3 separate regions of the Homo sapiens genome follow, and all the other regions are linked to region 1. A link is a loop called in an ENCODE intact Hi-C map of the cell type or tissue named here. Cell type or tissue: Calu3. All regions are shown on one strand. Each heading gives the region's core, and the rest is flanking DNA. Links, peaks and the distances in the headings are about the cores only.

What was found. Peaks named below come from ENCODE experiments on the same cell type or tissue, not always from the same donor. Only the 100,000 strongest peaks of a DNase experiment are listed, where the experiment ranks them.
Region 2: it touches region 1 in a loop (8-fold over the local background); 5 of 110 quality-filtered maps call a loop at or near these places.
Region 3: a loop joins it to region 1, with 9 times the contacts of the local background. A loop is called at or near these places in 7 of 110 quality-filtered maps.

The regions. Positions count from the first base shown.
Region 1 is chr5:51,376,326-51,384,209 of GRCh38, forward strand. It overlaps ISL1-DT (ISL1 divergent transcript), which reads right to left and starts at 7,007. Exons shown (of 2, transcript NR_046243.1): 1 at 6,649-7,007; 2 at 1-2,750. It overlaps ISL1 (ISL LIM homeobox 1), which reads left to right and starts at 7,123. Exons shown (of 6, transcript NM_002202.3): 1 at 7,123-7,374. The coding sequence starts at 7,347. In Calu3, for the core only: no CTCF peak of the experiment used is centred there; DNase peaks (open chromatin) are centred at 2,696, 2,946, 4,476 and 5,616.
Region 2 is chr5:51,836,568-51,844,451 of GRCh38, forward strand. No RefSeq gene overlaps it. Among named protein-coding and RNA genes, the nearest start is that of LINC02118, 170 kb to the right of the region's middle. In Calu3, for the core only: no CTCF peak of the experiment used is centred there; no DNase peak of the experiment used is centred there.
Region 3 is chr5:51,680,436-51,688,319 of GRCh38, forward strand. No RefSeq gene overlaps it. Among named protein-coding and RNA genes, the nearest start is that of ISL1, 300 kb to the left of the region's middle. RefSeq lists an enhancer at 5,185-5,769. In Calu3, for the core only: a CTCF peak has its summit at 4,529; no DNase peak of the experiment used is centred there.

The DNA.
Region 1 (7,884 bases), core at 1,846-6,845:
TATATATCAAAAATAGAACTTCAAGTTTTCTATAGAATTACCTTGTAACGTTAAATGATGGTATCATTAGCATATAATTATAACATATATAATTATACATAAATGATATGCTATATACTTTCGACATCTCTTATGTATATGACTGTCAGGTATAGACTATCTATTAACAAAGCCAGGTAAAATTAAAGTAGACCTATTATCATTATTACCTTTTTAACTTACGATTTATTCTTCAATTTTGGATAGAATTTTGTACAATGGAAGCATACTAGAAGTAAGTCAACAATAGACAGTTAAGAAGAGGCAACAAGATAATTGTTCCATCTTGCCTGGTGAACTCTTAAGTCAACAAAGGAGCCCGCCCCTCTGGCTAATCACCCAGTGTGGGTTCTGTGACTGACAGGAGAGCAGAGAAGTGCATCTCTGCTGCGGGAGTTCTCTCCTGTTTTCTAATTCAAACATTTGCAGCACAAAGTGAATAAACTTGAATAATGCCAACTAAGAAGTAAGGTATCTGTATTTTGGGGTGATATTTAGAATTAAGCTAGTCATGAAAATATTCTGTACCAATAACTGTGCAGTTATCGTTTCCGCACGCTGCCAACAAGGCAGACAGATGCAGAGGAAACGTCCTTACAATTTTCTGGAATGTAGACACGAAGCGCAAATTGAACCTCTGGCAGATGGCAGAAAAGGTGACTTGACAATGAGTTTGAAACAATTAAAGTGATATTCTCATTCATTCATTTCCACAATTTTATTCATTTCGAGGAAAGCCCAGAGGATTGGAACATGGATATAAAGGAGGACAACCTAAGACTGCAAGTTTCATCTTCCGAAAGGCTGCATTTATAAGCAGGCTGCCAGAGGCTGCGCTTTCTTTCTCACTCTTTGCATCCAGGAGCCTGGAGGATCTTGCTGCCTACCCCCCGCCCCACGCCAACCCCATGAGACAGGGACACCGCCGCCCCTTGTTTAGTAATCCTCGGGTTGTCTGATCACTATCCTCTAGGCCAGCGATTGGATTCACCTCTTCTTTCGCGTACTTACGGGCAACCGAGGCCATCCGAGGCCCTGGTCCCGAACGAACTTGAGTAGCGAGAGATTCACAATAAAGAACTAAGTGTGGCCTCCCAGGGGCTGCGCTCGCCATCCAGGGACTGAAAGAGACCTGCGGGATGATTTTCTGTTTTCCTCTAGCAGGAATCAGAACAAGGGGCGTAGATTCGGTTCAATTTTTCTGCTTCGGTCAATGGGAAGATGAAATAGAAAAATTCTCTTTCACTCGCAACACGGAGACTTAGGGGGCTGTCTAGCTAGAAGGTTGGCAAACTGCAAAACGGCGGGGCAGGGGGCCAAGGGGACGGTTGGGGTCTCTTTGTTTAGCTCTTCTCTCATCCCAGGACTCAGGCTAGGCTAAATTTCTAGCGCCGTGTGTGCTTGAAAGCAGACAGGTGGGATTCTTGGAAAGAACATACACAACACAGCTTCTGAGCCCCAGAAGGACCTTAAGACAGGAGTTCCTGAGCCCTGAACAAGAGGCTACCTAGGGTAAAGCGATTGATCTCCGCGCGGTGCGGCTGAGAAGAGAAGGCGTTGTTGACCTTTCGGGGAGCAAGTTAATAACTCAGCCGAGTTGATGAAGTGACGTTCTTTCTGAAAGGGGTCGTCTCCTGGGCCCCTTTTCTCAGTCGGCATTTAGCAGGTAGGGAGGCAGGGCAAATTCTTCTCTCCACGTGAAGTCACAAAGAATTGATGAGTTTCAACAGCATGGATCTGAAGTCGTAGATAATTCTAAACACACCCGCGCCAGAGTTCACACTCTTGTTCATCTCTGCGGAGTTGGAGCAGACAGCGACCTTCAAAATTGTCCCTAAAATCTCTCTCGAACTGACCGGGCATTTACTGGGATTTGAGGGGTTTTTCTTCAGCTTCCAAACTACTGTTACATGCAGAATATACTGGTAGATGCCACCAATGATTGCCCACCTCTCTTTAAAAGTTGCCCCGTCCACGCACCATTCAGCTTACACTAAACTGTCCCGACATGCCTTAGCCGTCAGTTTAATTCATAAAGTAGCTGTAACTCTTGACATCACCTCCGCAGCCCACCCGAGGACTCCTTCCCAGGACACCTTATGAGGCTGTTTTCCGAGGGCTGAATTCTGAGACTTAAAGGAAGGTTACTTGAGGCATCCTGGTATATTTCCGGGCTTCCAACTCCCTCCCCTGCTTGGCTGGTAATTTTCTGCTGCTCCTCCTCCTCCCCCACTTGACCTCCTCCGAGGTACCTTCGCCTCCCCTCCCCCGCTCGTCCCCAGTAAATCTCCAGCGGGTGGGGGAAATCAATCCTTTGGCGCTAAAGCTAAACTCAGAGCTGCCCGTTGGACAGGATTGCAGTGGGGTAAATGGTGTCCGTCCTTTCAGAAAGAATGATCAACTACATGGAGGTAACTTGCTCTGGGTTTCCTGAGATCTCGGGCGGACCCGTCCGTGTTTTGCCAGATTCAGTGCAAATGTAGATTTCAGCTGAACCGGTCAGGACTTGAGAGATAGCTGTTTCACTCTCCGGACTGCAACCACTTCCGCGAGAATCTGATACATTTAATGAAAGCTTTGCCAAATGTACGGGTCAGCGCGTCCTTGGGCCACCACCACTTGGGTCAGCACACTGCACTCACTAGCGCCAACCTGGGCTCCACGCAGCAGAACTCGGTTAAAAATCGTCTGTTCCTGGTCACTTAGGAGTTCTAGGGGGCAGGGGGAAGCAAGAAAAAGGTTTCACTTGACACTGCCAGCCGCTTTTGATAAGTCATAGTAAATACTTTCAGAAGCACAATTTTAAAGGGAGAATACAAATTTCCGTCCTCGCTTGGCCGAACGCCTCCCTGCAATCAACTGCGGACCTTCGCATGCTCAGGACTGAACTGAGGTTTGTGGTTTCGCAGCTGCCCCGATGCCGGGAGCATGAAATTCTATCTCGGCTGAGAACCGAGCAACAGACCGCACAAGAACGGTGCCTTCTGGCCTGTCGTCTGCCAAGAAATACCAGGAAAGCTGGTGTCAGAAACAACTACCTGAACTCAGAAAGTAAGGCTAGGAAGCTCTGCGTGCAGAGAAAATTCTTGCTAATTCACCCAGACTGTTTTATCTGGTTAATAAAGCAATTGACACTCAACAAAACCACAATCGCAGCAGGAGTCCTAGGCATCAGAATAAGAATCACAACTAAAGGTTTGTTGTTGTTAACAACTGCCTTTATTATCATTGCTTAGTATTTTTTTAAGTAAAAGGAAAGAAAAAGAGAATCATTTCATACCCACTGGTATCTCTTCCTTTTCTCTGAAATTAGAGCACAGATTCTCCTGATTGTTCCTCAATAAGCCACCACCACCAACGGGAAGAGACGCAAATTGGTTCTAAACACCCACACCCCGTTCGCGGTGGAATATAAATGGTTAATCGTAACTCCCTTTAAACGCACATAATTTTATCTGACCCTTGGACATGATTAAAGATACTGAGGATTTATATAGCCTTATTCTACATCATTAGAGACTACACAGAAAAGATAAAAACGGGAAAGGGGATACATACGCATCTACTCAATATCCATTTTTAGAGGTAAATAAAATCTTCCTGTTTCATTTTGGCCCCCAAATTATATGATGTGGACATCAGAAAATATAAATCCTTCAGTTATACATATTTTTTCATCTGAATACCTTACTCAGTAAAACTGGCAGTGTAACTTATTCTACTCTTTCAAACCTGATTCTGATGTGAGCTAAACATATAGCATCATCTCCCTGGGAATAAATTCTCAAATTTATACCTCCATTGGAAAGCTGATCAAAGCCCCTCTTCCCTTCCCAGTCTTGGTTAGATGAGAAGGAATAAGCTGTCTTACTGTTTGTGATTTCCCAAAGAAACAACTTAAAATTCATTTATATCTGCCAGAGGTTATTGGGAGATAAATAAATGCTAAATGTGTAATTTTACCTTTCAATTGCAATTAAAACCTATTTAGATTTTTGAAATGTAGCTTGAGAGCATGATGTTTGTGCAGGAATCTGTATCTGACATTAAGTTTGATGTGGAATGTTTAAATGGTAACTAAAGCAGAGAAAGCAACAGTACACAAAAACACAAGTCTAAGAGCCCATCAGGAGGTTGGGTGTAACAGCCACATTTTGGAAGGTGTATACAAGGGCACATGGGCAGATGCCACAGACTCCAGAGGAACTTAAATTTCAGTATCCCTTTTATATTGAAAGACACTGTCAGATATATTGAGGCAGCCTGGAGGTGATGGGGACTACACTTAATAACTACTCATACTCCTCATTTTCTCAGTAAAGGAATCAAACCAGAGATTCACACTATTGCCGTTTTCAAGGATATATTTTTGACCTAACAATATACAAAGGTCAAAACGAGTCCTTTTTTGAGAGGAGAGGGTCTAATCCCCGCTTTGAACACAAGAGGTCGCTCCTGTGATCAAGTATTACGGATAAATTGCTCATCAGTTTTATGTATACAAAATTTTACAGATATATTTGATGCACTAAATCCACATACAGCAATCAGCTGAGGAAATCATAATAATCCATGATCAATTTAGAACTTCAAGGTAAAGTAAAACTACAAAGCCTGCTATTCTAACTTGGATTTTAATGCAAAATGTGTCATGATACATGCACTGAACTTCAGAGCATGTCCATCATGGTGGGGTCCCTCAAACGTCTCCTTTTAATGCTGGTATCTTCACCATGCGTCTTGCTTCTATCAGTTTAGGAACTTATTAAGAAAATACTTGTTTACAACAATGGTGCAGAATGAAAAGAGGAAAATGTTGTCTTCACCATTAAGGTGAAATTGTCTATTACTAAAGGTTTCCCCCAAGCCGCATGCAAGCTTTTCTACTTGGAAGTGCTATCATCTGCAATAATTCTTTGTAATAGCTTATTGGTTTAGGGAGTTAAAATACCACACTGTGGGTGGGAGGTGGGGGCTGGTTTGAAGGAGGATGGATAGTGAGGGTGCTTTGTGGATCTCAAATGTAAGTCATCAGGCTTCTGGTGGCTTCTGGTGTTTAATTCCATCTTATAAAAGTGGCATGATGGAATATGACTAGGTAAAACTCTATTTTCTGGCATTGTGGTGGTATCTTTTTTTTTTTTTTTTTTTACTAGGGTCAACATGTTTATCTCTATGGGAAACACACACAAATACTAGGAAGATTTGCTTCGTATTGAGATTAACAGCATCAGCTTTGCAAAAGCAGCCTGACAAAAGGCTCCATACATCTAATACCAGAGACTAGAAACAGACCAAAAAAAAAAAAAAAAAAAAACACACACCACACAACTGGTAAACTTATCAACCTAGGTCTATCCAACTTTCGCTTTCATACACGCGCTCTAAAACAACTTATAATAAAAATGGAAGGGAAGACAGATCCAATTTGAAATCCTCCTTGAGAAAAAACAAATCAAAACTAGTTCCTGGGGAAGAAAGCCTCAGCTAGGTCAGGAGGAAACTTACGCATCTTTGATTCCCTTTCCGCTTTGGAGAGGCATTACCCGTTCAAGCCCAGCCAATGCGGCCGGCCAGGATTTACAGCTCTTATCAAGGGTTAGATTTTGCGAAAGATATAAAGAAAGGAGTTTCCTAACACACCGGGTCTTCTCACAGCAACAAGACACCGAAATTAAGCCTTCTATGGTTTGTGTCTGTAGGACTTTTTAGATAAAACTGGCAGCCCCATTAGATAAGAAATGGCTTTTTAGAAGCTTTGGGGGAAGCGCGGGGGTTCTTCGTGGCCTTCCTGTGACTGTCTTTGGGAGACCGTAACAGATGATGGGAACATGTAAGAATGATTGAAGAAGGTTACCGGCGAGTTGCACCTAACAGTCTTCTCTCTCCAAGTAGTTTCTCGAGAGAAAATTATATATTAACGCCTGGGGACGTGAAATAGGTCTTTCACTGTTCTGTAATAAATCCCTCCCTACTCGCGCCCTTAGACTAATGCATTTTTAAAAAATCTCCACAAAGTCATGGAGACTTGTCCTTATAATTACCAAAATACCACAGCTAGTTGCACAAGTTTGCTTAAAAACAAAGGGCAGGAGACCAGCAGTGAGAAGAATTGAACAGTATATAAAAATCTTACAAACTTTAGACTACTGAAAGATCATTTCGCTCTTTGGCTTCGGGTTAGTGAGCTTCAATTCTAGAGTTAAACTGAGAAGCAGACCTCGCGGGTCTGAAAGACAAAAAGTCAGTCCGCGGAGTCAACTTCGGTTTACCGGTGCGTTCCAACCTGATTGTCCCAACAGCAAGAAGCGCCCCTTTCCTCCCACCCAACGTTTTTAGATATCTGAGGTTGGGGGAGACGGAGTAATGGTGTAGCAGTCAGGAAACAGTTCCTCTGGGTTTAATCATCCCATTCCCGATTCTTCTTCCCCTAGCGCGCCGAGCGCAGCCAGTTCTGGAGGAACTAGCCCTCCGGAGCAGCCAAGGCAGGCCAGGCCCCGGGGATGTGCACCACGGCGTGGGGACCAAACCAAGCTGAACGGCCTGCTCCAAGTTCCCCCCTTTTCCTAGAGCCCGGGAGGGACCTCGTCAACAGGTAGACCTACCCACCAGCCACTCGCCACCGGCGGCAGAAAGTGAGCCCCGCGCGCAACGCGGCCAGCCGGACTGCGGGGACCCCAGGAGCGCAGGGCGGAGGAGCAGCGCCACAGGAGGCGAGGGCGCAGGCGGCGCGGCCGGGAAGGAACGCGGGAGGGGACAGAAGGAAGAGGAAGAGGAGGAGAGGGAGGCCAGAGCCAGAACAGCCCGGCAGCCCGAGCTTCGGGGGAGAACGGCCTGAGCCCCGAGCAAGTTGCCTCGGGAGCCCTAATCCTCTCCCGCTGGCTCGCCGAGCGGTCAGTGGCGCTCAGCGGCGGCGAGGCTGAAATATGATAATCAGAACAGCTGCGCCGCGCGCCCTGCAGCCAATGGGCGCGGCGCTCGCCTGACGTCCCCGCGCGCTGCGTCAGACCAATGGCGATGGAGCTGAGTTGGAGCAGAGAAGTTTGAGTAAGAGATAAGGAAGAGAGGTGCCCGAGCCGCGCCGAGTCTGCCGCCGCCGCAGCGCCTCCGCTCCGCCAACTCCGCCGGCTTAAATTGGACTCCTAGATCCGCGAGGGCGCGGCGCAGCCGAGCAGCGGCTCTTTCAGCATTGGCAACCCCAGGGGCCAATATTTCCCACTTAGCCACAGCTCCAGCATCCTCTCTGTGGGCTGTTCACCAACTGTACAACCACCATTTCACTGTGGACATTACTCCCTCTTACAGATATGGGAGACATGGGAGATCCACCAAAAAGTAAGAGGCTATTTTACCTTGTGGGGCTCGGTGTGCTGTTCTTGTGCGGGGTTCTCTCTCAGGCACAGGCTGAGGTGCCAAGGGCTCTTTGGAGTTGGAGTCATTGCCTGGAGAAAGAGAAAAGGTGGCTTTTTCTTGTTGCCGCCACGCCTGCATGCTTACTGTCGGTTCTTATCTTCGGGAAACTGATTGTACCTTGTGTGTGAATTCGCCTGTGTGCCCTCCAAAGCTCTAGCTTTCTGGTGCTAAGCGGTGATTTCCTCCTGGGGAATCCTGAGCTCTCCGAGAAGGTTATTATGTTGCAAAGGTCTGCCTGCACAGTCAATGCCCAGAGATGTGAATTAGCATTAGACTTGCAAAAGAGAACGAGTGACAACTGTATTTATGCCTGCTCTTGCTAACAATATCCAGTCCTGTGTGCTATTTAAGAGCGCGCTTCACGGAAAATATAGACATCCCTGCGTTCACTTAACGCTTCTAGTCAAAACCTTTTCTTTGACTTGACTTATC
Region 2 (7,884 bases), core at 1,573-6,572, 460 kb after region 1:
TAATCAGTAAAATTATGTGTAACTCAAGTTAGAAACAATCTTTTGGCCCACATGATGGTGTTCTGTTTTTGTGTAACCACTACTATGAAAGATTTACTTAAGAAAATACTCTGGATTCATAGAAAGAAAAATAACGGGAGAGGGAGAGATTCTAAAAAGACTCAACACAGGTTCTCTAGGGTACTAATTCTTAGAGATGAGGGGAGATAGAGACAGCAAACATAAATAAGGAGATGTTCATGGACCCAAAAGCTCTGCAGCAGGGGACATAAGCATCAAAGTAAAATAATGTTGTAATGGTTAATTTTATATATCAACTTGGCTAGGCTATAGTGCCTAGTTATTTAATCAAAGATAAATCTAGGTGTTTTGAAGGTATTTTATCAAGTGGTTAACATCTGTGATCAGTTGACTTGAAGTAAAGGAGATTACCCTTGAATATGTGGGTGAACCTCATAGAAGCAGTTGAAGGCCTTTAACAGAAAAAATTTAGGTGTCCTGAATAACAAAAAATTCATTCTTAGAATTCCAACATCAACTCCCGTATACTTCCAACGTGATGGATTTCCCTACATGTTTTTGATATGCCAGATCCCACAATGTGAGCCAATGCCTTAAAATAAATCATTCAAATAGATAGATGATGATAGATAGATAGATAGATAGATAGATAGATAGATAGATAGATGACAACCCACATTGTATCCATACCTCCTAATATACATATATTAGTACCTGACTGCAAGAAGTGTTTATTTCAATCATTCTAAACTGTAATGGCCTTGATGTTCATCAAAAACTGCATATGCCAAGGACACAGCCAAGAGCAGATAAGTCTATCTCACAGCACCTGCCATTATCTGTGAATCTTATCCAATGGTTAGATTCAAAAGATTCTGTCTAAAACTTGAGCTTATGTTAGATCTCAGAGCACTGATTCCCTTTTGACCAATAGCACATTTTGATTTGGCCATTGGTCAATGAGATTCAGCATTGTGATTTATAGTGTTTGGGAAAACAAAGTTTCTCTTATCAAAGATGCATTTCTGGAATGTTTTTATTTTTCTGTTACACTGAGAAAGACTATAAATAAATTTTTCTTATGGTAAATACTTTTAAATATAAGTGGATCAAAATAAAATAAAAAATTAAGATTAAAAAACTGGCTATATAATAACTTTATTGTTTAGGATTATTTTGACCATTAGTTAAGTTAAAATGCTATTCAGTTATATTGATATAATTGACATGTAAATATAAGGTATTGTATAAACACTACTTTTTAGAGTTATTATTCAGATTTGAACCTGATAAGGTTTATATTAAAATGTTTTGTTATGAAACCCTTGTGTAATGCAAAAAAACTCTGTATAAATTAGTATAAAATTATTATAGTAATTTTAATAAAATGATACAATATTTGTATATATTAATTTCATATATAAGTTATGTTTAAAAAAACTAAAATGTAACCCAGATTCTCACTTAGGAAATAAAAATTTAAGTGACCTATTTCTTCAGAAGATCCCACTAATGTCTATAGATTAATGTTACCATTAAAAATCAATGTGAACAAATCATTTCACATCCAGGAAAGTGCTAGTATTTTAATGTCAAAACAACATAATAATTAGCAAAATAATTATTTTCTATATTTCAAGGCGGGTTTCATTGAAGATGAATTTCTTATTGAAAAGGGGCAAGCAACACCATCATAAAAAAAGGTTTAGCAGTAGAGTAGTTATCAAAGAATGGTGAATTGATTACGCATTTACAAAATTTCCTTACAAGTAAGTGCCATGCAGTAAAGAAAAAGAAGTCTCAATACATAAAGTTATAAACAGTCACTGTCCAGTTCTTGGTCTGAATTCAGTTTTTCTTCAGTTTATTTAAGATGAACCCCCAGATTAGGATGCCCTAACAACAAAGTCAAAGTTAATTAGTCTTAACTAACAGACAAGTAGTAAACTTCTTGAGGTCAGCTCCACCCTCAAGAAAGTGGACATTAGGGAGAGATTTTAAAGCGGTGTCTGTTTTTATAGGCAGTGCAGGGAAAGGCTAAGCCAATAAAATGTAATGGTTCTATTCTATATTTCAATAGCAACTTCCGAAGGACAGAACACTTCCCTATGATTTGAAGGCAAAGCCTTGTACCAGGTTAGAAATGATATGTGAGCAAAGAAAATTACTGTCATTTTACTTTCCTTCTGAGTGCTGAATGTAACAAGTGAATAGCAATCAAACACATATCAATCATTGGCTTTTTGGGTGCAGGATCACTCATGCCTTAGGCCATGTAGGGACCCCAGGGACCACCGTAAGGATTCCTCAGTTTACCCAGTTGATAGATCACAGGAGGTTCACATTGGTCTGTGTTTGGGAGGGAAGAAGAAACACCAATCTAAGAATCTTGGGATGCTGTTGGGAAATGTTAGGCGTGAGCAGCTGTAGTCAATTAGAGCTTCATTTTCTCTCGAGTCGTCTTTGGTTGCATGCCACAACTGCACAGGGCATGGAGGTTTATGACTCTAAAATAGCCTTGTCATTTGTGAAGCCTAACAGAGCAAAGAGGTTTGATAAATAGTTTTTTAAAATGTTACTTAGAAAGCCACTTCAATCAGATTAGTTTTCTGTTGTTTGTTTTCAGAATCCCAGTAGCCCACCAGCATCTAGTAGGTAAACATGAATGGCACCAAGTTGGTGACTAAAATAAAAGCTTTAAAAAATACATGTCTTTATTTGTTTACAAGGCATTTATGTGGCATACTATGCTAAATTAATTCAATCAATGGTGTATTTAGTTTCTTTTACTCTTAGAAAGAGCACTTACATGGAACATGGTGCAAAGATGTTATAAATTGGTCACAAAGAAAATATGGGTTTCAACTCTCAACAGTTCAAAGTTTTTATTTTACTCCTAGGAAGAGACACTAATGATTTGCTTTCCTGCCATATTTTTCATTTATGTCATCACTTAATACAGGAGAAAAAAAGTTATAAAATATTACACAGTTTGTGTATTTCAGTGTCAGTAGGCCCATCTGCTGTTACACACTATTGAATGCTTGCAATTGAAAAGAGAGATGGAGATGCCTATTTTAAAACAGAGTGCTTTCTAAACTCAATCATTTAATTTACTATTAAGTATATGTATGTAAATACATATCAATTTATTGAAAAATAAATCATCTGGAATTCTGGAAGCCAGTGGCCTAGAAAAGTCTACTACTTTGCAGCAGACTGCAGAAGCAACAGGGCATTTTCCCACTGGTGTTCAATGTAATTGTAACAGTGATGGGATTCAGACTCTCCTCCATGTGAGATTTGTCTTTCATTCAATCAACGCAAACAACTAATGCACTGCAAGGCATATTACATTCCATCCACTTCCCAATAAAGTCAGGGGTATCCAATCAGGCACCTATTGTTAGCAGAGAATCTGAAATTGATACAATCATCACATTGATCCAAAGTTGTCAATCATCTTACATCTTTACTTCCTTCTTTCTCTTCTCTCAGAATTTATAAATTGCAATGAAAATTGTCATATTTATACCAAATTTTAGAAAGTAATTGTTGAAATCATAGGTTTTTCAAAGTATTTGCAAAGGTAATTTTTTAAAAAGTGCTCCATATTTTTTTTCTACGTGGTGCTTAATACTTTGACAAATGTTAAACACTTTTGACTGAAAACTAGTTTTACTTTAATCTGTTGTATTTGTTCTATTCTCTTTTAAAGAACTATAGAAAGCCTATACTGCATCATAAAACTTGTGACTTATAAAGAGCTCTTGATGTTCAACTTCAGTTTTATTATTTTCTTTATGTTTATATGTAATAAAAGCTATTACGTATGCAGTTTGTATAAAAACATTTATTGCCTATTATATACTCGTTATGCTTTGTGAATGAGCAGATTGTAAGCTTCTTAAAGGCAGGAACCTGAATTATATATTTTTTGCAATCACAACCCGAAATATTCCAGATATTTTGGCATTATGCTGCATAGTGGAAGAATAAAACTTCTACAGTAGGTAAGCATCTCCTTTATTGCCATTTATTTCTGAAGATATCTGAATTTATTATCCATAATGTTTGCATTTAATTTCTCACAGTTTAGTAGTGTCAGTTCCTTAAATGTCAGAGGATGTGAGGGCACTGGTTGGAGCAAATGAAGAGATTACACATGAAAGACCTCTGGTCCTAAAATAGTAGTAGAAGCATTAAAATACAGTATTCTCTTTCTCTGTGTGAATGAATTATTACTTTCACTAATATTTCAGCCTCTGTTTGATTATTCTATATTATTTGTAATACTAAATTCTGTTCTTGTGACATAAGTTTGTCATAAGGCAGTACTTTCTTAGACTTGCTAATGCCAAATCGAAATAATACCTAAAGATCTAAGAACCCATAAACAAATAAGTAGAACATAATTCCAAATAATATATTTAATGAAATAGATCAAGTTCACAATAACATTAAGATTGAAATAAACATTTAAAAAATTTTGTGATGAACTTTAAACATAAAAGTGGAAAGCAAGAAATGCAGGTCAGGAATGTCAAATTTGTACATTCAAACACTTGGAATATTTATACTATTCTTATTGAGAGCAAAATGCATGAAATATATGAACTTTCATCTCATCTATGAGTCAGTTCACTCAACATTTCAAGAAAAGTATCACCAATCCTGTTTATAATAAACAATTAATTAAAAAGAGAAAATTAAACCAATGTATAATATTGGTATAAATACAAATGCATTTTTATTATACTCATATATATGTCACAAATAAATAATTACCATTTCTCAGATTCTGAATTCCCCACCCTCAACTACAGTTGCTGTTTGTTACAAAAATGGTTGCTAAGAATATATACATATGTACACACAAACGCACACACACACATAACAATGACATGGGGAGCAGATGCCACCCATAGGATAAATGATGTCACTGCCATTTGAGCTATTAGATAGTAAACAGTAATAAAATTAGGTCATTACTGACCAGGACTATGCATATGTGACAAAATTGTTTCACGAAGAGAATTGTAGCACCTGTTTACAGAGTTGCTATTAATATTCATATATCCATCCAGAAAATCATATGTAAGCAGATGGGTGAAATTTGAAACCTGTCAAAGCACAATTTCTTAATTGCTTTAAATAAAACATTGCTACAGTTGGTGGAGAAGCAATTAGATGTATGCTATATTCATTACCATTTCCCAGTGTTACTTTTTTTTTTTTTTTTTTGAGACGGAGTCTTGCTCCCTCAGCGCAGGCTGGAGTGCAGTGGTGCAATGGATCTTGGCTCACTGTGACTTCCACCACCTGGGTTCAAGCAATTCCGCTGTCTCAGCCTCCCAAGTAGCTGGGACTACAGGCACCTTCCAGCATGCCCGGCTAATTTTTGTATTTTTAGTAGAGATGGGGTTTCACCTTGTTGGTCAGGCTGGTCTCAAACTCCTGACCTCAGGTGATCCACCCGCTGTGGCCTCCTAAAACTCAGGGATTACAGGCATGAGCCACCACACCCAGTCCAGCGTTACTGTTTTTATAATTAGGAAAACTAATATGGATGATATTTATCACAGCATCAGTGATTGGTACAAAATTCGACTTCTAAATTTTCAGTGATACTTGTAGAGAATAAATATCAGTAGGAATAATAATCCACCTTACAAAGTTACTAAAATTCATGTGTCAAAACATGTAACGAAAAAACAAAAAAGAGAACGGAAGATTAGTTGTATTTGTAAATGTAGATACAAAACCTAAAGTACATCATTGACAAATCAAGTGCTCTTCAAGGAATTCAAAGCTAGTTTGATTTTGGGAAACACATCACTAAAACATAATAGTTTAAGTGGTCAAAGAGAGTAGAAAAGCAAAATCACTTAAAGCTACCTGAAAGGCATTCAATAAATGTACTATCATTACTGAATTTTAAAAGCAAAATGAAACAAAATTCTTACGTATCATGTATATGGTAAATGTACCTTTCTAAACTGTCAAGGGCATTTTAATTTTTGTTAACTTTGGCTAGTTACATTAAAATATTAAAGTAAAGAACAAGTCTGGGATAGTACTGTAGTAGTTCATTTTCGTGCTGCTGATAAAGACCTACCCAGGACTGAGAAGAAAAAGAGGTTCGATTGGACTTACAGTTCCACAGAGAGGCCTCAGAATCATGGCGGGAGGGGAAAGGCACTGCTTACATGGTGGCAGCAAGAGAAAATGAGGAAGAAGGAAAAGTGGAAACCCCTGATAAACCCATCAGATCTTGGGAGACTTATTCACTATCACAAGAATAACACAGGAAAGACAGGTCCCCATGATTCAATTACCCCCCCCCCCCCCCCCCCGCAGGGTTCCTCCCACAACCCGGGAATTCTGGGAGATACAATTCAAGCTGAGGTTTGGGTGGGGACACAGCCAAATCACATCTTTGCACCCCTGGCCCTTCCCAAATCTCATGTGCTCACATTTCAAAAGCAATCATGCCTTCCCAATAGTCCCCCAAAGTCTTAATTCATTTCAGCATTAACCCAAAAGTCCACAGTCCAAAGTCTCATCTGAGACAAGGCAAGTCCCTTCTGCCTATAAGCCTGTAAAATCAAAAGCAAGCTAGTTATTTCATAGATACAATGAGAGTACAGGTATTGGATAAATACAGCCATTCCAAATGCTACAGCTGGCGGAGAAGCAATTAGATGCATGCTATATTCATTACCATTTCCCAGAGCTACTTTTTTTTTGTTTGTTTGTTTGTTTTTGAGACGGAGTCTCGCTCCCTGGCGCAGGCTGGAGTGCAGTGGTGCAATCGATCTTGGCTCATTACAACCTTCGCCACGCGGGTTGAAGCAATTCCCCTGTCTCAGCCTCCCGAGTAGCTGGGACCACAGGCGCCCATGCAAGTTCAAAATCCAATGAGGCAGTCAAATCTTAAAGCTCCAAAATGACACTCCGTTGACTCCAGGTCACGGTGATGCAAGAGGTGGGTTCCCATGTTCTTGGGCAGCTCCGCCCCTGTGACTTTGCAGGGTACAGCCTCCCTCCTGGCTGCTTTCACGGGCTGGCATTGAGTGTCTGTGGCTTTTCCAGACACACAGTGCAAGCTGTCAATGAACCTACCATTCTGGGGCCTGGAGGACGGTGGCCCTCTTCTCACAGCTTCACTAGGCAATGCGCCAGTAGGGACTCTCTGTGAGGGGTCTGACCCCACATTTCCCTTCCACACTGCCCTAGCAGAGGTTCTCCACGAGGGTCCCGCCCCTGCAGTAAACTTTTGCCTAAGCTTCTAGGCATTTCCATACATCCGAAATCTAGGTAGAGGTTCCCAAACATCACTTCTTGACTTCTGTGCAACCACAGGCTCGATACCAAGTGGAAGCTGCCAAGGTTGGGGGTTCCACCCTCGGAAGCCACAGCCTGAGCTGTATGTTGGCCCCTTTCAGCCACGGCTAGAGTGGCTAGGACACAGGGACCATGTCCCAAGGCTGCACACAGCACAGGGACCCTGGGCCGGGCCCACGAAACCACTGTTCCTCTTGGGCCTCCAGGTCTGTGATGGGAGGGGCTGCTGTGAAGGTCTTTGACATGCTCTAGAGATATTGTCCCCATAGTCTGGGGGATTAACATTAGGCTCCTTGCTACTTACACAAATTTCCTCAGCCGGCTTGAATTTCTCCCCAGAAAATGGATTTTTCTTTTTTATCCCATTGTCAGGTTGCAAATTTTTCAAACTTTTATGCGCTGCTCTCCTTATAAAAGTGAATATCTTTAAAAGAACCCAAGTAAGCTCTTGCATGCTTTGTTGCCTAGAAATTCCTTCTGCCAGATACCCTAAATCATCTCTCTCAAGTTCAAAGT
Region 3 (7,884 bases), core at 1,573-6,572, 300 kb after region 1:
TGTTTTGAGAGAAGTTGAAGCTAGCGAGATAATGATTGAGTAAATGTCAGTGGTGGAGTGGGGGTGGTGAAGGGAAGAAAGTGAGACTTGCAACACAACTCAGAGGATTAATCCTGAACAAAAAGATGGGAGAAAAGTTGAATATGGTCATATGTGCTGGCCTGAATTGTCTCAGTGAAAAATGGTGAAAGGTTATTTGCTGAGAGACTTTGATGGCTTCAAAAGTGGTTATGATTCTCTGAGGAATGAAAGAGTTTAAGAAAGATATTATTATACTTATTATAATAATATCGTATAATACATAGGACTTGTCCCATACATAGTCCCAAGATTTAAGAAAGATATTATGATACTTTAAGTTCTAGGGTACATGTGCAGAACATGCAATTTTGTTACATAGGTATACACGTGCCATGGTGGTTTGCTGCTGACGTGTAAAATAACACTTAGGGTCAGTTAAGATTTGTGTGGTTAGGTAATTGTAAATATCTTTAGGGCAGGGCACATATTTTTCCTGTTTGTGATTTGGCAAACTATAAGTAATTGGTAAACATTTCCTTGATTGTAATACTCTTTTCTCTACCTGCCAAGCAGCTGGGTTATAAAAATAGAATGTCAAATGGAGTAATTGATCCAACTGTGAGACTTTGATGTGTGCAGTTGAATGATATAAGGACCAGAATAACAAATATACTAGTGTTTATCTTTAAGGAAATATAGTGTAGGTTCAAAAAAGAAATACCTACAGGAGCAAAAATGGACAGATAAAAGGGCATTCTGGGAGTAAGTGTGTTGGAGACCAGAAAGGATGGGAGGTAGTTGTTGGAAACTGGAGTTGGAACAGAAGACTTGAAAAGAAAGTGAAGAAAATCAGTAGGTAACACTATGGTAAAAGTGGGATTGAGGGGAAGGAAGGATGCTAGTGTTCAGAAAATCACTAAACTTAGGCACAAGTCCAGCCAGAATGAAGAGCAGTAGAGGACTTGGGAGAAGCCTTCCCCAGTGATGGCAGGAAGAGCAACAAAGTCTGCATGGGATCTTGACTGCTAGATGGCGCAGAACCCTTTAGCATCAGGATGAAGGACATTGGCTTAACCTCAGTCTTCTATTCCTAAGTGCTGTGGTTTTCCAGAAAAAAACATAAGATTTATTACCTAAAGCTAATTCTGGATAAAACCAGTGGGAGTACATAAGCTGAGAACACCTGGAAATTCTATCTTCTTCCAAAGTCCAGTTGGCTGACAAGTGTTCCCTCAATTTACCAATGAACTTCAATTTATGAAGCCAACCCCAAAACTCTTCCCTGCAATATGGCAAATCCTTTGTATCAGAAGTTTTCATATAATGTTAAATCTCGAAGAGAAAGACTAGTGAGCTTGTTTCCAGTCTAATATGAATGACAATAAGTGGCTGAGAGTAATAGAAATCCAGTGAAGCAAAAGAGGGGGTTTCCAATAGAGAAGAGGAATAAAATATGTGGTGCCATACTGGGAAGCTGGGAAGATACAGTATCTACTCTAGGCAAGACGGATGATCCTCAGCAAAAGTCAGGCTTTAGATAAACAAGGAGGTGCTGGGGGTAATCTGAGAGGAGGGTAGGAATCAAGAAAATATTGTTTTTAAATTAAATCTGAGCTCAGAAAATATCACGGAAAGAAAGAGAAGCAGTGGAATAATAAGGGAAGGAAATTGAGGAGAATAGGTATGAGGGCACTGTGTCATTAATGGTCTTATAATTTCCATAATATTGTAGAGCAATGTAACTTTATACTAAATGCTATTAATGAGAAGACTGTGTCAGGATTAGTAATCTACACAGACAATACAAAAAATCTGCCTTACGTACTTGTATGTAGAAGCTTCCTTGATTAACAGATATACTTCTTACATGGATGAATGTTAATGGAGAACATATATATATATATATATATATATATATATATATATATAAAATACCCATGATATTATTCTTTTCATACCTTTAAATCACAACTGTATAATGCTTGAATACATCTGGACTATTATAGAATTAATTTCCATTTGTTAAGTAGTACCCTGCTGACCTGAAAGAGAATCAAGGCAGTCTGCAAAAGTATTTAACTTACAACCAGCAGGTAGTTAGAAGAATTTGCTGGCACATGTTCTTAACAAAATATTTAATAGAAGAAACAGAAAAAGGAAAACTATGTCATTTTCCAAAACATGGCAACCAATGAAAATCAACACATATATCAGTTTGCTCACTTTATTGGTAATAAATATCATTTTTAAAATATGTTGCTTATAGAAAAGATGCATATTCCTTAATCGATAGGTCATTTTCACCACTTGTAATTCTCTGCCTTTCTATTACCTCCATTTAATCATTTTATTTATTTATTTATTTTGCATATGTGTGATTCACCTCATCAAAGCAACTATAAGCTTGTTTAAAATCTAAGAGAATTCCTGGGGTTAAACTCATGTAACTGTGGATGGAGATAAGACTGGAAAATTTGTGGAGCAAGGGGCATAATTAATATCATGCTGTATAAACATGGTGCATCTGATTTGGTATTCTGTCTGTGCAAGGAACTCTCATAGCTGATTTGTAGAAAGCCAGATAGGATATATATGACATAAAGCAATTAAGACTATCACTGAAGTCTTCTTACCTTCTGCCAATAGCTCTCATTCTATCCATGTACATTTTCCTCATTATTTCTTAGTTATAAAGAGTTGTATATATGTGCCTGTTTAAGATGAGGTTTTACTTCATTTTATTTTCCACCTGAGTTTTTTCAGCCTATACAAATGTCTCCTGCATCTCCTTTCATAATGTTAGAGTTTGCAGTGATATCCTATCTCCGTATCTACCTTGTCCTAATGTGCTGAGCCTATCCTTTTATGGATGGCCCTCATTTGTTGATCATATTCCTTGCTTTTTTTTGGGCGATGTTCAGTTATTTAAAGTACCAATGCATCAGGGGAGGACAACCTTTTGTCTTTAGTTTCTGTCATCCTTCCAGATGCTGCCCAGGAGTCAGCGTTCCCTTTTTACTCACACAGCCTTATGTCTCTGGGAGCAGCCTATTTCATCCTCATTGTTTCCTGGACAGTAACTGATTACTTGGTTACCACTGGGTTAGAATGAAGTTTGGTTTCTATTCCCCTAAATATGTATGCGGACACTTGTCTACCTTGATCTTATTTTCTGCTGTCTTGTAGCTTACAGAGCCTTCTAAGGAATGAATGCAGTAAAGAGAATCCCCATCAGCTTGATTTTTCTCAAAATTTTTAAAAAGTGAATTATGTTGAATAAAAGCCTGTGGTAAAGACAATGTTACAGAATGAAATCTCTGCTTTTCTTCTCCCATTTAGGGGAAGAAAGGCGGTTCTGTAAGAGTTAGCCCACGATGATTCTCTATGTGTATAATTTTATCATTGCTCAAACCTGTTCATCAGTAAAAGAAAAATATATATTAAAGAAGAATCTTTCAATAATTATAAGACCTTTCTCCACAGTACTTCATTACAGTGCATCATGGGAATGCAGGGTATTGTATAAGCGTTGACTCAAGAGTCAATGGCCCAGCTCCAAATCCTGACCAAATCCTCCTGTGTCTTTTGTGGGGAACAAACTTAACTTCTCTGTACCTGTATTTTCCCATTTTTAAGAGGAGAAATAGTAGATATGTCCAGCAGCATTGTGAAGCTAAAATGAATTGAAAATTATGCTTGCCTCATAGTTAGTGTTCAATGTAAGTATGACGCTTACTAGGTTGATGAAATAATGCAGAGTACTTCTATAAAAGAAACGTGTTTATAAATACTACACACAGTTTTCATGTCCTGGTTGGTTATCTTATTTTCTTCTTAAAGTCAAAAACATTTGCAAGTTTGAAATTCCAAGAGGTTTTCAGAGTATTTTTATGGATAAGGGTATAATGAAATAAAAGTAACATAGGCCACCTTGAAATGGGATAAAAATTATGTAGTGATGGTTATGAAAAATGAGTGCCCAGAATGAATTCTTTATTAACAAAGATTTTCCTAAAATAATGCAATGTAAAAACTTAGTTTTGATTTTGGAGTTATGCATGTTATAATATATAACAAATAAGTGATTAAAACACCATGTAACTCTAAATGTAATAACTTTTATTTAACTGATGATACAAGAGATATGGGAAAAATATTTTCCCACAGGGAGGAACTGAGATCTTAAGCAATTGGCATAAAGAATAAGGCAACTATTGAGTTAACATCAGCCTCAGAATAGTTTTAAACAAATTATTAGGCAAAAAATGGCACCATGGGTTTAAACATTTTACTAAATATCAGAGTAGACATTAATTTCTGTTTTGTTCCTTTATATCAATAAATTAAAAGGCTATTGTTGTCTTAAAGAAGTTAAGACACAATTTTAGTGGGTTATGTAGACTTTATGCACTTTTCTTAATAAACTGAAAATATACGAAACGCACACACACATATATAAAAATATTTCAAAATATTAGCCTCTTCTCCTGAGGTACTGCAAGGACACCTACAGGTGGCAAAGACAAGAGCAATAAGCCATTTAATTTGAGATGATTTTGACAACTTGCTGACATTGAGTTATTTTTTTGCTTAAGTTATGAAATCATATTTGTTATGTCAAATACAAACATGGAAGAAAATTTATGGATATGGAATTGTAATGATGAATAAGCATCTTCATTTTTAATTGCAACAGTGGAAGGAGATATCTGGAAAATTTAGAGTCTACATATTTTCCTTGCCTATCTAGTAAGCAGCTTTTTACCTAGGTACATAAATTTTCCTCAATGAGAAAGCAAATGCATTTGTGTGGTCTTGCAAACCCATTAGAATTTATATTAATACTCTTACCATAAAATAAGATTTTGGTGGGGAGGAAATTTGCAGAAGAATGTTAGAGAAATAGAAGAATGTGCTGGAAGGGAGATTGAAAATGAATATCATTTCTTGATAAAGAAATAGACCAAAATGTGTAACATGGTTTTGAGGTAGAAGAAATTCTACATACAGTAAGCAGCTTACAGATATTGGCACATTATTTAAACAAAAAGAGTGCTTGCTAAAACACTACCATGCAATAGATTCATACATTTCAGTTTCAATTAGCAGCCTCATTTATTACCCACCAAGATGTGAAACCGCAAGGTGAGGTTAAAGTGTCACCGAGGGTGTCTTCATCACTTCAATATCATTGCCTTAAAAGGCACTGACCAGAAGAAGCAGATGACCTCATTTCAAAATTATTACAGTACAGAGAACTCAGTTTCAACATTATAATTCATTTTATCATGGAATATTTCAAATTTATTATCAGTTTCCTAACACATAATGGTTAATCGTTAAGGATAGCCACTTTAACATAATATGAATACGCATTTCTCCATAGGTAATACAACAGTTCCTGCATTAGCATTATTGACTAAGGTACATTTAACTTCTTCACTAATACTTAATGGAAGGTTAATGTATAAGTCAGGAGATTAAATGGCTTTTACTTAAAACAAGTATATTGATTAAAATAACTTAGTGAGATTTTTAAGGTTGATGATATAAAAACAGTCACACATTTTAATATTTTATTTAATATTAAGAGCAAATTGTAGGGTGCAACAGATCAAGATTAGTGGAAGTTATTGCACTAATTGCTTGTGGAACTAATTCTTGCTCACTGTTAACAAATGGATATTGTATACTGAAAGGCAACAAATCATCCTGGTTATTTCTAGTGTTCAAGGAGTTTCTCTGTTTAAGAATTTCTATTGTTTCTTGCAATGTCCTTCAGGAATGTCTTCCTTGTATCTTACACCTGGCACCATTAAAAGATAAAATAACCTTCCCAAAACAGAGCTACTATTCAATGTCAATGATATGTAGCTCCATTTCCTTTTTTCATGCTATTGTTATTTAAATCTGTGTTAAACCTAATACATGGAATACTTGCAGTGAATTAACCAATGTTACTTTACCATTTCCTTTCTTTCCTCAAAATCCAATATTCCACCAAGTATAGTATACTGACAAATCGGCCTTGTAATAGTATGACATATGATGCCCCAGATCATTTGTTTCTCTGATTCTGTTTCTGTCTAGACATACTCAGACACCTCATCTATTCATCTCTTTTGTTTAGGTAGCACAAAGTTACACCTGCAGGGTCTTGCTCAGTTTTAACCTGAGCTTTGTATCAAAGGAATTTGATTGTAAGAAATAGTGACCAGGGCCTGTGTAAATATTGTGCCAGTGTAACTGCAGAGTGAATAACTTATAGCAGGTTTGCAGTTTATTCTAGAACTGAAAGCAGAGTGGTAAATTAGGCAATAAAAATTTACAATGCGAAATATATAGCATAATATGGATGCAATCTATGCTAATAAAAATGCTAACACTTACCTAGTACTTACCAGAGCCAGGGAATAATTCTAAGTGCTTTGAGTGTAATAGTCATTTGCAACTCAACACAATCTCATACATGGATAATTCTCACTATTTCTAACTTACAAATGGGAAACCAAGGCATAGGAATGTTAAGATACTGAGGCTTAGAACTATTCCATAAATTGCCCATGGCCATGCAGCTAATAAGAGACTTAACCAGGAGTCTAACCTAGGCAGTGTGTTCTTCAGGCCAGACTCTTACTAACTATACCATACTAAGTCCCAAGATTTGAAAACAGAAAGACTTCAGTTGAAACTACAAGACTGCTGTTCATCGTTTCAAGTCTGATATCGTTATCTAGTAAATAGATAATGGTAACATCTCTAATACAAGGTTGTTGTGAGAAGAAAGGAAAGCAATCTATATAACCCGGCTAGCATGCTACCTATCACATAATAAGGTCTCAGTAAATTAGAACTGTTACTACTATAATTACTATAATTATTTTAATTGCATACATTCTTTTATTCATCCAACAGACTTTTATTTAGTTAATGCTAACCATATGTTTGTGCTAAGTGTTGGTAAATAGGAGCCCTTGAGCTCATAGTTTTGTAAGGGGCAACAGACATGCAAACAATTAATTCTAGTTACATGATAAGTACAGTGATAGATGTATTCAGGCACAGGAGAGCAAGTAAAACATCTGGTAGCATCAAGGAAGGCCTCACCGATATGATATGTGGCATACTTATATGGTTTACCATCCTGTACGTTTTCTCAGGTTGAATAATGAATAAACCAGCTACAGACATTGCAGATTTATTCAGTTCACTGCCAGATTAGAAAAATCTTAAAATAAAAGGAAAAAAATTCAAGTTTTGTGCTATCAAACAGATGAATTTGATAAATATATTTTACTAAAGATTCTAGTAAGCTGAATTTACAACACTCTTTCTTAAAACATGAGAATCTGTGAAATATATGAACAATAGCCTTTCTCTCATAATGTTATTCTTGTGGTCATGATATAAATTATATTCTGCCTGGTGAAGCATTTTCTTACTTTAAACGAAAATTACTGTAGCTAAATTAGTGTGAAATTTTAAAAATTACAGACAGGAATACCATTTTATCAGAAAATTGTATAAGATGGAATTTTTAAGATTTACACATACATAAAGTATGTCCAAGGTAATGTTGAAATATGATTAAATCTTTATCAAATTGTTTTAACATTTTTGCTTTCTTCAAGTATGAGGGGAAGAAAGTGATTTGATTTTTAATGTGTTCTAATAAACAGGACCAGGGTTCTGTGTTAACCAAGGGTGATTGTTCCTGAGAGAGTAGAGAATATTCCCCTAAGAGCTTTGTTAATAAAACATGGTTTTAAACGAGCGTTTTAGAAAAAAAAATTGCTTTCATTATTCAAAGTGAATTTCAATGCATCCATTAAGCATTCTGAATTGGAAAACATTTTAAAATAT